Linked DNA regions of Homo sapiens: all the other regions are linked to region 1. A link is a contact called in ENCODE Hi-C or POLR2A ChIA-PET data. All regions are on one chromosome and are shown on one strand. Each heading gives the region's core, a stretch centred on a gene start or an enhancer-like site at or near the end of the contact. The rest is flanking DNA. Distances are from core to core; before and after follow the strand shown. Region 1 has its middle 5.5 kb from the start of ZNF77. Region 2 holds the start of EBI3 (Epstein-Barr virus induced 3). Region 3 holds the start of MAP2K2 (mitogen-activated protein kinase kinase 2).

What was found. A loop is a pair of places that touch in the nucleus more often than their neighbours do. ChIA-PET counts read pairs that join two places held with the same protein, here RNA polymerase II (POLR2A). Pooled maps may share reads with other maps.
Region 2: a loop to region 1 is called in a pooled map, with 7 times the contacts of the local background. The contact joins the promoter of EBI3 here to the enhancer-like site in region 1. A Hi-C loop is called at or near these places in 2 of 50 pooled maps. POLR2A ChIA-PET finds 5 or more read pairs at or near these places in 3 of 52 experiments (GM10248, HepG2 and MCF 10A).
Region 3: a loop to region 1 is called in a pooled map, with 5 times the contacts of the local background. The contact joins the promoter of MAP2K2 here to the enhancer-like site in region 1. A Hi-C loop is called at or near these places in 2 of 50 pooled maps.

The regions. Positions count from the first base shown.
Region 1 is chr19:2,948,564-2,952,407 of GRCh38, reverse strand. No RefSeq gene overlaps it. Among named protein-coding and RNA genes, the nearest start is that of ZNF77, 5.5 kb to the right of the region's middle. RefSeq lists an enhancer at 1,764-1,833. Within about 2 kb of position 1,652, at least 32 of the 41 ENCODE cell types and tissues checked have a DNase peak (open chromatin) inside an H3K27ac peak, as active enhancers do.
Region 2 is chr19:4,227,611-4,231,454 of GRCh38, reverse strand. It overlaps EBI3 (Epstein-Barr virus induced 3), which reads right to left and starts at 1,932. Exons shown (of 5, transcript NM_005755.3): 1 at 1,838-1,932; 2 at 132-264. The coding sequence starts at 1,904. RefSeq lists enhancers at 158-659, 1,623-1,712.
Region 3 is chr19:4,122,367-4,126,210 of GRCh38, reverse strand. MAP2K2 (mitogen-activated protein kinase kinase 2) reads left to right here and starts at 2,089. Exons shown (of 11, transcript NM_030662.4): 1 at 2,089-2,427. The coding sequence starts at 2,336. RefSeq lists silencers at 1,937-2,056, 2,247-2,496.

The DNA.
Region 1 (3,844 bases), core at 403-2,902:
TTGTTGCCCAGGCTGGAGTGCAATGGCACGATCTCGGCTCACGGCAACTCCACCTCCTGGGTTCAAGCGATTCTCCTGCCTCAGCCTCCCAAGTAGCTGGGATTACAGGCATGTGCCACCAAGCCCAGCTAAGTTTTGTATTTTTAGTAGAGACAGGGTTTCACCGTGTTGGTCAGGCTGGTCTTGAACTTCCGACCTTAGATGGATCCACCCGCCTCAGCCTCCCAAAGTGCTGGGATTACAGGTGTGAGCCACCACACCCGGCCTTAGGCAGGAATTTGTAGCTAATAGCTTCTTGGGCTTTTTGGTGTTGATTGGCTGGAGATTGGGGAAGCTGATGAAGCCGATTCAGGAATAAGGGACTTTTGTTCTCTTTCGCTGGCAGTACCGGATATGAGGAATTTGTAACCCATCTGGCGGTCTGCTGGTATCCTTCAGGACTGCTTACCTTGTAAAAGAGATAGGTGCTCAGGCATGGGAATGCAAGGGATGCGGAGCCCGCTGGGTGTCACACAAGGGGACAAGTCAGGATGGCCTCCTAATCTTAGTTATGATGCCTCACAATGGAAGGCAAAGACCCCTGCATTTTTCCTGTGTCTAAACTCTAAAGCTAAGTTCTCCAACTCAGGGCCTGCAGGCCGGATGAAGCCCAGGATGGCTTTGAATGCACCCAACACAAATTCGTAAACTTTCTTAAAACATTATGAGATTATTGGCTGGGAGTGGTGGCTTACGCCTGTAATCCCAGCACTTGGGAGGCCGAGGCAGTCGGATCACGAGGTCAGGAGATCGAGACCATCCTGGCTAACACGGTGAAACCCCGTCTCTACTAAAAATACAAAAAATTAGCCGGGCTTGGTGGCGGGCGCCTGTAATCCCAGCTACTCGGGAGGCTGAGGCAGGAGAATGGCTTGAACCCGGGAGGCGGAGCTTGCAGTGAGCCGAGATCGCGCCACTGCACTCCAGCCTGGGCGACAGAGCGAGACTCCGTCTCAAAAAAAAAAAAAAAAAAAGAAAAAAAAAACATTATGAGATTATTTTGCAATTTTTGTCTTGTTTTAGCTCATCAGCTATAGTTAGTGTTCCTGTATTTTATGTGTGGCCCAAGACAATTATTCCAATGTGTCCCAGTGAAGCCAAAAGATTGGACACCTATGTCTAAAGCAACTAAAACAAAATATCCGCGAATTTGAAAATGTGAGCTACGTGGCCATCTAGTGGCCAGAAGGGAACATCACAACGCACTCATTAATAAGAAAAGCCACATGTAAATGCATAAAAATGACCTTATTTCTGGAAGAAATAACAGACATTCAAGGAAGAAAAATCCCAACAATGGGAATATCTTTGTGCAGGAGTATGTTATCACGAGGAATGTGTTGGCTGGAGGAAATGAGCATTTATTACTTATTTTAGCGTTTATTGTTTATCAGGGTAATTGGGCGTTGGAGGATTGCGCGAAAGACCACGCCCCCAACCTCGTCCCGGGACCTCGGTCTTGTTTTAGCCACGCCCCGGGGAGGATCCAGTACAAGCCACGCCCACAGCGCGATTCTGTCCCGAGACTTGCCCTCGAGGGGCGGATCTGCCAACAATGCCAATTATCTCCCAGACGGCGGAAACTAGCTTTTCCTGCTCAGCGATTGGACGACGTAGGTCGTCCCGCCTATCTTTGAGGCTCCACCAATCCCAAGCTCATTACTAGCCCACTTTTCAGCTCCCAGCCGCCCCGGAACCGGAAACGGAAGCATCCGTCTGTGACCCGCGGCGGCCGTCTCCCTCAGTGGCCGCAGCGCCTCCCGTGAGAGCGGTTTCTCCTCCTTGTACTGCTGGACCTGGCCCCGTATCTTCGTGGCAGAGGCCAAGCAAGGGGACTCCGATGCCGGGGCGTAGGGGGGTTTGGGTCAAAGGATGGGGGCAGAGTTCAAAGTGCAGGGGGCGGGCTCGTTTAATGGCGAAGTCCTGGCACCGCGCCCCAGGGAGGAGGCTCCGGAGGCCAGTGGAACCCCGCTAGACTTCAGGGGTCTTGGTTGGGGACGCGGGGCGTTTTGACCCCCTAGGCCTGAGGATCCTAGGCCTGAGTAACCCATCGGATTTGGAGGGAAGGGTGGGGTTTAGGTGAAATGTAAATACTGCGTGGTTTCCATTTGGCAAAGAGCAAGCTTGTAAAGGGGTCACCCTCGGGTCTGGGCTGCGAAGTGCAGCCGGGACCTGTTTCCTTGGGAACCACAAGATAAGACCGCTGTAGATTGTTATGTCCGGAAACCGCTTATCAGAGCCCTGCACCTGGGTTGGAAATGGAGACGGATTCTCTGTGTCCAAGAAAATCAGACCCTCCGGCCGGAAAAGGGAAGTTTATTCTTACTGATAAAATGTCAATCACTGTGTATGATTGTAATGGGCAAGGAAGGCATTTAGCGAGCTAGAAGACATTGATGGCTCAGAAAAAGGTGTCCTTGGCAAAAATACTGTTTTCTGTTAATTTTCCAACTGATACCATCTGGGTCTGTCCTCCCAGCCTGATGAATGTGTAGGCAGATACTTTCTCAGTCGGAGTTGATTTTTATTATCTTGATTGCTGCATCCTGTGCACAGAGGTTTTCTGCTCAGCTGGGCTTCATCCTGGGGTCCCAGTCCTGGCCCCAAGCCTTAATCAGCTCTCGGGTGATATTAGGCAAGTTGCCAAGCCCCTAAGTGCCTCAGTTTCCAGGTCTGTAAAATACATAACATTACCTGCATTTGTCAAATAGTGCTGTGTGTGGATTATTATTGGCAGCTCATCATCACCATTATCACCCTCCTGTAAACGTCTTGGACCCCTTAAGTGAAGACAGCAGGGTTACGGCGGATAAAATGATGGACTTCAGAGAAAAGACTCTAAGACCAAATAGAGTCTAAAGCAGTGATTATCAAAGAGGGGAGGAGAAATTTTACGCCCAGGGGACACTGGACAATGTCTGCAGACTTGGTTGTCACAACCGGGGATGGGGTTGGGGCGACTGGCATCCAGTGGATGAGGAGGTCTAGGGTGCTGCTCAACACCCTGCAATGAATAGCACGCCAGTCTTTTGGATTTGAGCCCACCTTAATCTCATTTTAATCGAATTGCCTCTTTAAAGGCCTATCTTCAAATACCTTCTGAGGTACTGTGGGTTAGGCCTTCACCTTACGGATTTGTGGGGACGCAATTCACCCGTTAACGCTATACATACACAAAAATTCATAGACTACACCTCAAAAGAAAAATTCAACATGACCATATAATACTATAAAATAAAAGAAGATGCAATACCTGGTTTGGGGTTGGATCTTCGGAGGACCAGCTGTAAAGACCATTTGGGGTATAATTGAAGGAAATACGATTATGGGCTAGGTATAAAGGAATGATTGTTAACTATCTAAAGTGCGAATATGAAGTGTGGACTTTTAGATAAAAATACAGATTTTTCTCTAAAATAGCATTTGGGAGGTGTTTAAGAGCAGAGTGTTACAGTGTCCTCAATTTACTTTTTTTTTTTTTTTTGAGACGGAGTCTCGAGCTGTCGCCCAGGCTGGAGTGCAGTGGTGTGATCTCGGCTCACTGCAGCCTCCACCTCCCGGGTTCAAGTGATTCTCCTGCCTCACCCTCCCGAGTAGCTGGGACTACAGGTGCCCGCCACCACACCCAGCTAATTTTTGTATTTTTAGTAGAGATGGGGTTTCACCATCTTGGCCAGGCTACTCTTGAACTCCTGACCTCGTGACCCGCCTGCCTCGGCCTCCCAAAGTGCTGGGATTACAGGCGTAAGCCACTGCCCCCAGCCACTCAATTGACTTTGAAATAATTCTTTTTTTTTTTTTTTTT
Region 2 (3,844 bases), core at 683-3,182, 1.3 Mb before region 1:
TAGAATTCCATAGGCCTGGGGTTCAGGATGTCGGGGTCTCCAGTTTTCCTGACCCCAGGGCTCTCAGGGCCAGAGTTCTGGGCTCTCCAGGAAGTCCAGTGTCCCTGAGGCCCCCTTCCAGGCTCTCCGACCTGTACGTGGCAATGAAGGACACGGGGCTGGTGGAGTTTGGAGCAGGCGGCAGGGTCCAGGAGCAATCCACGGCGATCGGGTACCGAGAGGCTCGGCATTGCACCCGGGGCAGTGTCAGAGCTGCTGGGGGCCCTGGAGGAAGACAGAAAGAGTGAGCTTCTGGTTTACCCCCAGATTGTCATAGCCCTCCCGTGCGCTGGGCTCCTGCCACGTTGCCAGCCAGCACCAGGTACATGGTAGGTGCCTAATAAAGGCTTTCGGAATAAATAGGTACATGGACAAAAGTCATCTGTCATCTTTTATCCCCACTGCAATCCATCTAGGTGAGGACTACTAGCCCATTTTCCAGATAGGGAAGCTGAGGTTTAAGCATCTACAGAGAGGAACTCGGGTAAGAGAGAGAGATTTTACCGTGTTCTCTCTTTTGTAATTGTTTTTTTTTTTTAAAGAGGGAGTCTCCCTCTGTCGCCTAGGCTGGAGTGCAGTGGCGAGATCTCGGCTCACTGCCACCCCCGCCTCCCGGGTTCAAGCGATTCTTAGCCTCCCGAGTAGCTGGGATTACAGGCATGTACTGCCACGCTTGGCTAATTTTTGTATTTTTAGTAGAGAGGGAGTTTCACCATGTTGGCCAGGCTGGTCTCAAACTCCTGACCTCAGGTGATCCACCTGCCTTGGCCTCCCAAAGTGCTGGAATTACAGGCGTGAGCCACCAAACCCAGCCTATAAATTATTATTATTATTATTATTTTGAGACAAGGTATCCCACTCTGTCACCTAGGCTGGAATGCAGTGGCACAATCATAGCTCACTGCAGCCTCCAATTCCTGGGCTCAAATTATCCTCCCACCTCAGCCTCCCAAGTAGCTGGGACTACAGGCACGTGCCACCACATCTAGCTAATTTTTTAATTTTTTGTACAGATTGGTGGGGTCCGGTTTCACTATGTTGCCCAGGCTGGTCTCGAATTCCTGGCCTCACGATCCTCACGCCCTGGCCTCCCAAAGTGCTGGAATTACAGGCATGAGCCACCATGCCCTGCTGTAACCATTTTGTCTTCAAGGACATGGAGATGTTCTCTAGTGCAAAATGAATGAATGTCGGCCGGGCGCGGTGGCTCACATCTGTCATCCCAGCACTTTGGGAGCCCGAGGTGGGTGGATCACCTGAGGTCAGGAGTTCAAGACCACCCTGGCCAACATGGTAAAACCCTATCTCTACTAAAAATATAAAAAGTAGCCGGGCATGGTGGCGGGCACCTGTAATCCCAACTACTCGGGAGGCTGAGGGAGGAGAATCTCGCTTGAACCCAGGAGATGGAGGTTTCAGTGAGCTGAGATGGTGCCACTGTACTCCAGCCTGGGCGACAGAGTGAGACTCTGTCTCAAAAAACAAAACCAAAAAGAAACCAAAGGAATGAGTGTGACTCAAATTCGCATGTCTGTGTAGCTATGTCTGTGTAGCTCTATGGATACCTCTGAGCTGTGACTGCCAGTCCCTATCACCCACAAGGTGACATCCTTCCACCCCCAATGTGGCACTCTGCCTCTCTGTGCCTCAGTTCCTCCATCTGTACAATGGGAGGGTAACCCCATCCCACCATTGGGCACGGGAGGATGTGATTTCCCACCCCAGACATGATCCGAGGCCAGTCCTCGTGTCATGTCCGTCTGCCTGGGCCCCCCAGTCCCCCAGGGGCCCCACATACCTTTCCTTCCACTGCAGGGCGGGCAGCTGGCCCAGAGGACAAGGGCCAGGAGAAGCTGCGGGGTCATGGCTGCGGCCAGCTCTGCTCTCAGGAGTGGGTGGGAACGTCGTGGGAGACTTGAGAGGGGAGGTGAGGACTTGGGACCTGCCCAGGGGAAAGCCCAGCCCAGGGTCAAGGCCCGCCCCCTCCCCGACTTCCTTCAGGTCTGACTCACTGGTGGGGCTCGTGGGGCCGCTAGGGAGATGAATTAGGGTGTGGAGGAGCCCCAGCCCCCTGGGGAGCACAGGCCACCCCTGCTCGGAAGGCCCCGAGGGTGGGGGCGGGGGAGGAGGCTGTGAAAGGGAGAAGTGGAGACCTGCTGGCTTTTCCCAGCACAGCATGTCCTGCTGGCCTTCCTTCCGCTGCCCTGAAGCGGGGGAAACCCCAGGCAGGCAGGCAGGGGCTCAGGGACATGGAGGGAGACAGAGGCAGAGATGGGGGAGAGAGGCAGAGAGACAGAGAAGACAGAAGGAAGACACAGAGAGACAGGGAGATGACAGAGACAGAGACACAGAGAGAGACACAGATGAGAGAGGCAGAGAGACAGAGACAAGAAGAGGAGGACACAGAGATAGAGGGATACAGAGACAGGGAGATGACAGAGACAGAGACAGAGAGACACAGATGAAAGAGGCAGAGAGACAGAGACGAGAGGAGGAGGACACAGAGATAGACAGGGAGATGACAGAGAGACACAGAGACACAGATGAAAGAGGCAGAGAGAAAGAGACGAGAGGAGGAGGACACAGAGAGAGAGAGACAGAGACAGGGAGATGACAGAGACAGAGACAGAGAGAGACACAGATGAGAGAGGCAGAGAGAAAGACAAGAGGAAGAGGACAAAGAGATAGAGAGACAGGGAGACGACAGAGACAGAGAGAGATACAGATGAGAGAGACAGAGATGAGAGGAGGAGGACACAGAGATAGATAGAGACAGGGAGATGACAGACAGAGAAAGGGGCATGACAGAGACAGAAACACAGAGAGAGACACAGAGATGAGAAAGGCAGAGATGAGAGGAGGAGGACACGGAGATAGACAGGGAGATGACAGAGACAGAGACAGAGACAAAGATGAGAGAGTCAGAGAGACAGATGAGAGGAGGACACAGAGATAGAGGGATAGAGAGACAGGGAGATGACAGAGACAGAGAGAGCTACAGATGAGAGAGGCAGAGAGACAGATGAGAGGAGGACACAGAGATAGAGGGATAGAGAGACAGGGAGATGACAGAGAAAGTGACAGAGATACAGATGAGAGAGGCAGAGAGACAAATGAGAGGAGGACACAGAGATAGAGAGAGACAGAGACAGGGAGATGACAGAGACAGAGAGAGATACAGATGAGAGAGGCAGAGAGACAGAGACGAGAGGAGGAGGACACAGAGATAGAGAGACAGGGAGATGACAGAGACAGAGAAAGGGGGATGACAGAGACAGAAACACAGAGAGAGACAGAGATGAGAGGAGGAGGACACAGAGATAGATAGGGAGATGATAGAGACAGAGAGAGACAGGGGAATGAGAGAGACAGAGACAGAGATGAGAGGAGGAGGACACAGAGACAGAGAGAGACAGGGAGATGATGGAAACAGAAAGAGAAACACAGAGAGCAGACAGACAGAGGAAGAGAGACAGAGGGACAGAGATAAGAGAGGAAGACAGAGATAGGGAAATGAGAGAGACACAGAGACAGAGATAAGGGAGGAAGACAGAGAAAGAGAGACACAGATGGGAAGATGAGAGACAGAGACAGAGAGACAGAGATGAGAGAGTAGGATAGACAGAGATAGAGAGATGGTGGGGCACGGTGGCTCACGGCTGTAATCCCAGCACCTTGGGAGGCCAAGGCAGATGGATCACCTGAGGTTGGGAGTTCGAGACCAGCCTGACCAAAATGGTGAAACCCTGTCTCTACTAAAAATACAAAAATTAGCTGGGCGTGGTGGCAGGCACCTGTAATCCCA
Region 3 (3,844 bases), core at 840-3,339, 1.2 Mb before region 1:
GTGAGCCACGGCACCTGGCAAAAAATTAAATTTTTTTTTGTTCTGTTTTATTGGAGACGGAGTCTTACTTTGTCGCCCAGGCTGGAGGGCAGTGGTGCAATCTTGGCTCACTGCAACGTCTGCCCCCCGGGTTCAAGCGATTCTCCTGCCTCAGCCGCCTGAGTAGCTGAGACTATAGGCACACACCGCCAGGCCTGGCTAATTTTTGTATTTTATTTATTTATTTGTTTGTTTGTTTGTTTGTTTGATTTTTTTGAGACGAAGTCTCGCTCTTGTCTCCCAAGCTGGAGTGCAATGGCGTGATCTTGGCTCACTGCAACCTCTGCCTCCCGGGTTCAAGCAATTCTTCTGCCTCAACCTCGCGAGTAGCTGGGATTACAGGCACGCGCCACCATGCCCGGCTAATTTTTGTATTTTTTTGTTTTAGTAGAGACGGGGTTTCACCATGTTGGCCAGACTCGTCTTCAACTCCTGACCTCAGGTGATCCACCCGCCTCGACCTCCCAAAGTGCTGGGATTACAGGCGTGAGCCACCGCGCCCAGCCTATGACCTTTCTTATAAAGTGGTACGGCTATTGTATTAAATAGTAAGGTGGTGCTTCAAAAAGTTCAACATAGAATTACCATATAATCCAGTAATTCCTCTTCAGAACATATACCCAAAAGAACTCAAGGCAAGGACTCAAACAGATATTTGTACATCTGTGTTCATAGCGGCACGATTCACCGAAGTGTCTAGTGGCAGATAAATGGATAAGCAAAATATAGTCCATGCACACAATAGAATATTATTCAGCCTTAAAAAGGAGGAAAATCCTGACTGGGTGCGGTGGCTCACGCCTGTAATCCCAGCACTTTGGGAGATCGAGGCGGGTGGATCACGAGGTCAGGAGATGGAGACCATCCTGGCTAACACGGTGAAACCCCGTCTCTACTAAAAATACAAAAAAATTAGCCGGGCATGGTGGTGGGCACCTGTAGTCCCAGCTACTCGGGAGGCTGAGGCAGGAGAATGGCGTGAACCCGGGAGGCAGAGTTTGCAGTGGGCCGAGATCGCACCACTGCACTCCAGCCTGGGTGACAGAGCGAGACTCCGTCTCAAAAAAAAAAAAAGGGAAATTTTTCTTTTTTTTTTTTTTTCTGCTCTTTTTTGGAGCAGGGCTACCCGATTGGAAGTATGCCCGGAGTAGTCAAGTGGGTAAATTCTAACACAGGTTACAACGTGGATCTAACACAGCTACAACAGGCACCTTGAGGACGTGGCCCTCAGTGAAATATGCCAGCCACAAAGGGACAAAACCTGTGTGATCCTACTCATATGAAGTCCCTAGAATCATCAGATTCACAGGAAGTACGACGTTGGGTTCCAGGGGCTGGGGAGGGGGATAGGGAGTGAGGTTTCATAGGGGACAGTGTTTCAGTTTCGGAAGATGAGAAAATTCTGGAGATGGTGGTGGTGGTGGTTGCTTAATGCCGCTGAGCTGTGCATTTAGAAATGGTTAAAATGACAAGTTTTATGTTATGTGTATTTTATAATAAAAATGTTTCAACATGCGCATAGTAATATATGCAATTTTATTTGTCAATTAAAATAAATTTTAAAAATGTTTTAGAGTGGCCTTGTTCTGATGAAGGAGGGGGAGTAACTGACACTCTAAGGCGGTGGGGGCTAGGGGCGTGTGTCCACGCTTGCCAAAAAGATTAAATGGACTCTGGGTGGGTCTCGTCCACTGTTCTGGGGTCTTACGGGTTCTCTCAGCCCCAGCCTGGGGCACCACAGGCTCTCAGGAGTCTGGCTACCCTGCCCACCTGTGCACGACCATCACCCCAGCCTTCATCCCTCCGTCTCCTCCCCTGCTCCCGCGCCTCATGCCCCAAGCGCTTGGGCACACGCGCCGTGGTAAGGCAAGCGAGGGCGCCCGGTCCCGGCACCGCCTCGCGTCGGTCTCCGCCCCTTTCCCCTCCGAAAGGCGGCCTTGTGCTGCTGCGCAGGCGCGGCGGCTGGGGGTGGGGTCCATCGCGGCTCCCGATCCCGTTATCGCGAGAAGCCGGTCCGCGATCTTGTGGCCGCCCCTCCCCTCCCCCTGCCTCTCGGACTCGGGCTGCGGCGTCAGCCTTCTTCGGGCCTCGGCAGCGGTAGCGGCTCGCTCGCCTCAGCCCCAGCGCCCCTCGGCTACCCTCGGCCCAGGCCCGCAGCGCCGCCCGCCCTCGGCCGCCCCGACGCCGGCCTGGGCCGCGGCCGCAGCCCCGGGCTCGCGTAGGCGCCGACCGCTCCCGGCCCGCCCCCTATGGGCCCCGGCTAGAGGCGCCGCCGCCGCCGGCCCGCGGAGCCCCGATGCTGGCCCGGAGGAAGCCGGTGCTGCCGGCGCTCACCATCAACCCTACCATCGCCGAGGGCCCATCCCCTACCAGCGAGGGCGCCTCCGAGTGAGTGGGCAGGGGTCAGCCGGAGGCTTGGGGTGCACGGGGCAGGGAGCCCTCGGGGAAGGACGGGGCGAGGGGACGGGGGTTCGCGAGGAGTGCACGAGGCAGGGGGGTCACGGGGGAGGACGGGGTGAGTGGTGCACGGGGCAGGGGGTTCTCGAGGGGAGGACAGGGCAGGGGACCCTCGGGGGAGGACGGGGCAGGGGGCCCTCGGGGGAGGACGGGGCAGGGGGCCCTCGGAGGACGGGGCGAAGGGTGCACGGGGCAGGGGGGTCTTTGAGCAGTGAGATTGGGCGAGGGGAGGTCCTTGTGGTGGAAAAGATGGGGTGTGGGGTTCCTGAAGAGTGGAATTGGGATAACGGGAGTCTCTGAGTAGTGAAGTTGGGGTGAAGGATGTCTCTAAGAGGAGAGGATGGGGACAGGGGTCCCTGAGCAGCGAGGTTGAGTGAGGGGAGGTCCCTGCAGTGCAGAAGATGGGGTGTGGGGCTTCTGAAAAGTGAAGCTGGGGTGAGGGGAGTCCCTCAGTAGGAAAATCGGAATGAGGGGTGTCCCCAAGGAGAGAACAGGATGAGGCTCCCCAAGCAGTGAGATCGGGGTGAGGGGTATCTCTAAGAGGAGAGAACACAGTGTGGGGTCCTTGAGTAGTGAAATGAGGGTGAAGAGTTCCTAAGAGGAAAGGACGGAGTAAAGGTTGCCGTAGTCATGAGATGAGGGTGAGGGGAGACCCTGAGTAGGGAAATCGGGGTGCAGGGCATTCCTGAGAGGAGAGGATGGGGTGTGGGGAGGTCAGGCAGCCCCTGAGGAGGAAATCTGGGCAAGGGGGCTCCAGAGGGGAGAGGATGGGGTGAGGGGTCCCTGAGTAATGAGACTGAGATGGGGTAGGGTCCCTGGTAGGAAAAGACGGGGTAAGGGTCCCTCAATAATGAGATAGGGCCAAGGGAGGTCCCTGTGGGAAAAGACAGGGCATGGAGTCACTGAGTAGCAGAATGGTGGTAGGTCTCTGAGTAGTGAAATGGGGTGAACGGTCCCTGAATAGTGAAATCGGGGAGATGGTGGGGTCCCTGAGTAATGAGATTGGAGTGAGGGGAGATCCCTTTGGGGAAAAGATGGGGTTTGGAATCCCTAAGTCGTGAGATCAGGCCAAGGAGATGTCCTTGCAGAGAGAAGATGGGGTGCAGGGCCCCTGAATTGTGAGATGGGGTTGAGGGGGTCCCTGGGAGGAGAGGATGTGTCGGTGGGGGCCTGTGGGGGAAGGATAGGCAAGGGGTGTTCTGCATATTGAAATGATAGTGAAGCGAGTCCCTTGGGGGAGAGATGGGGTGAGGGGGTCCCTATGGGGGAAAGATGGGGTGGGAGGGTTCCTATGGGGGAGAGATGGGGTGAGGGGGTCCCTATGGGGGAGAGATGGGGTGGGAGGGTC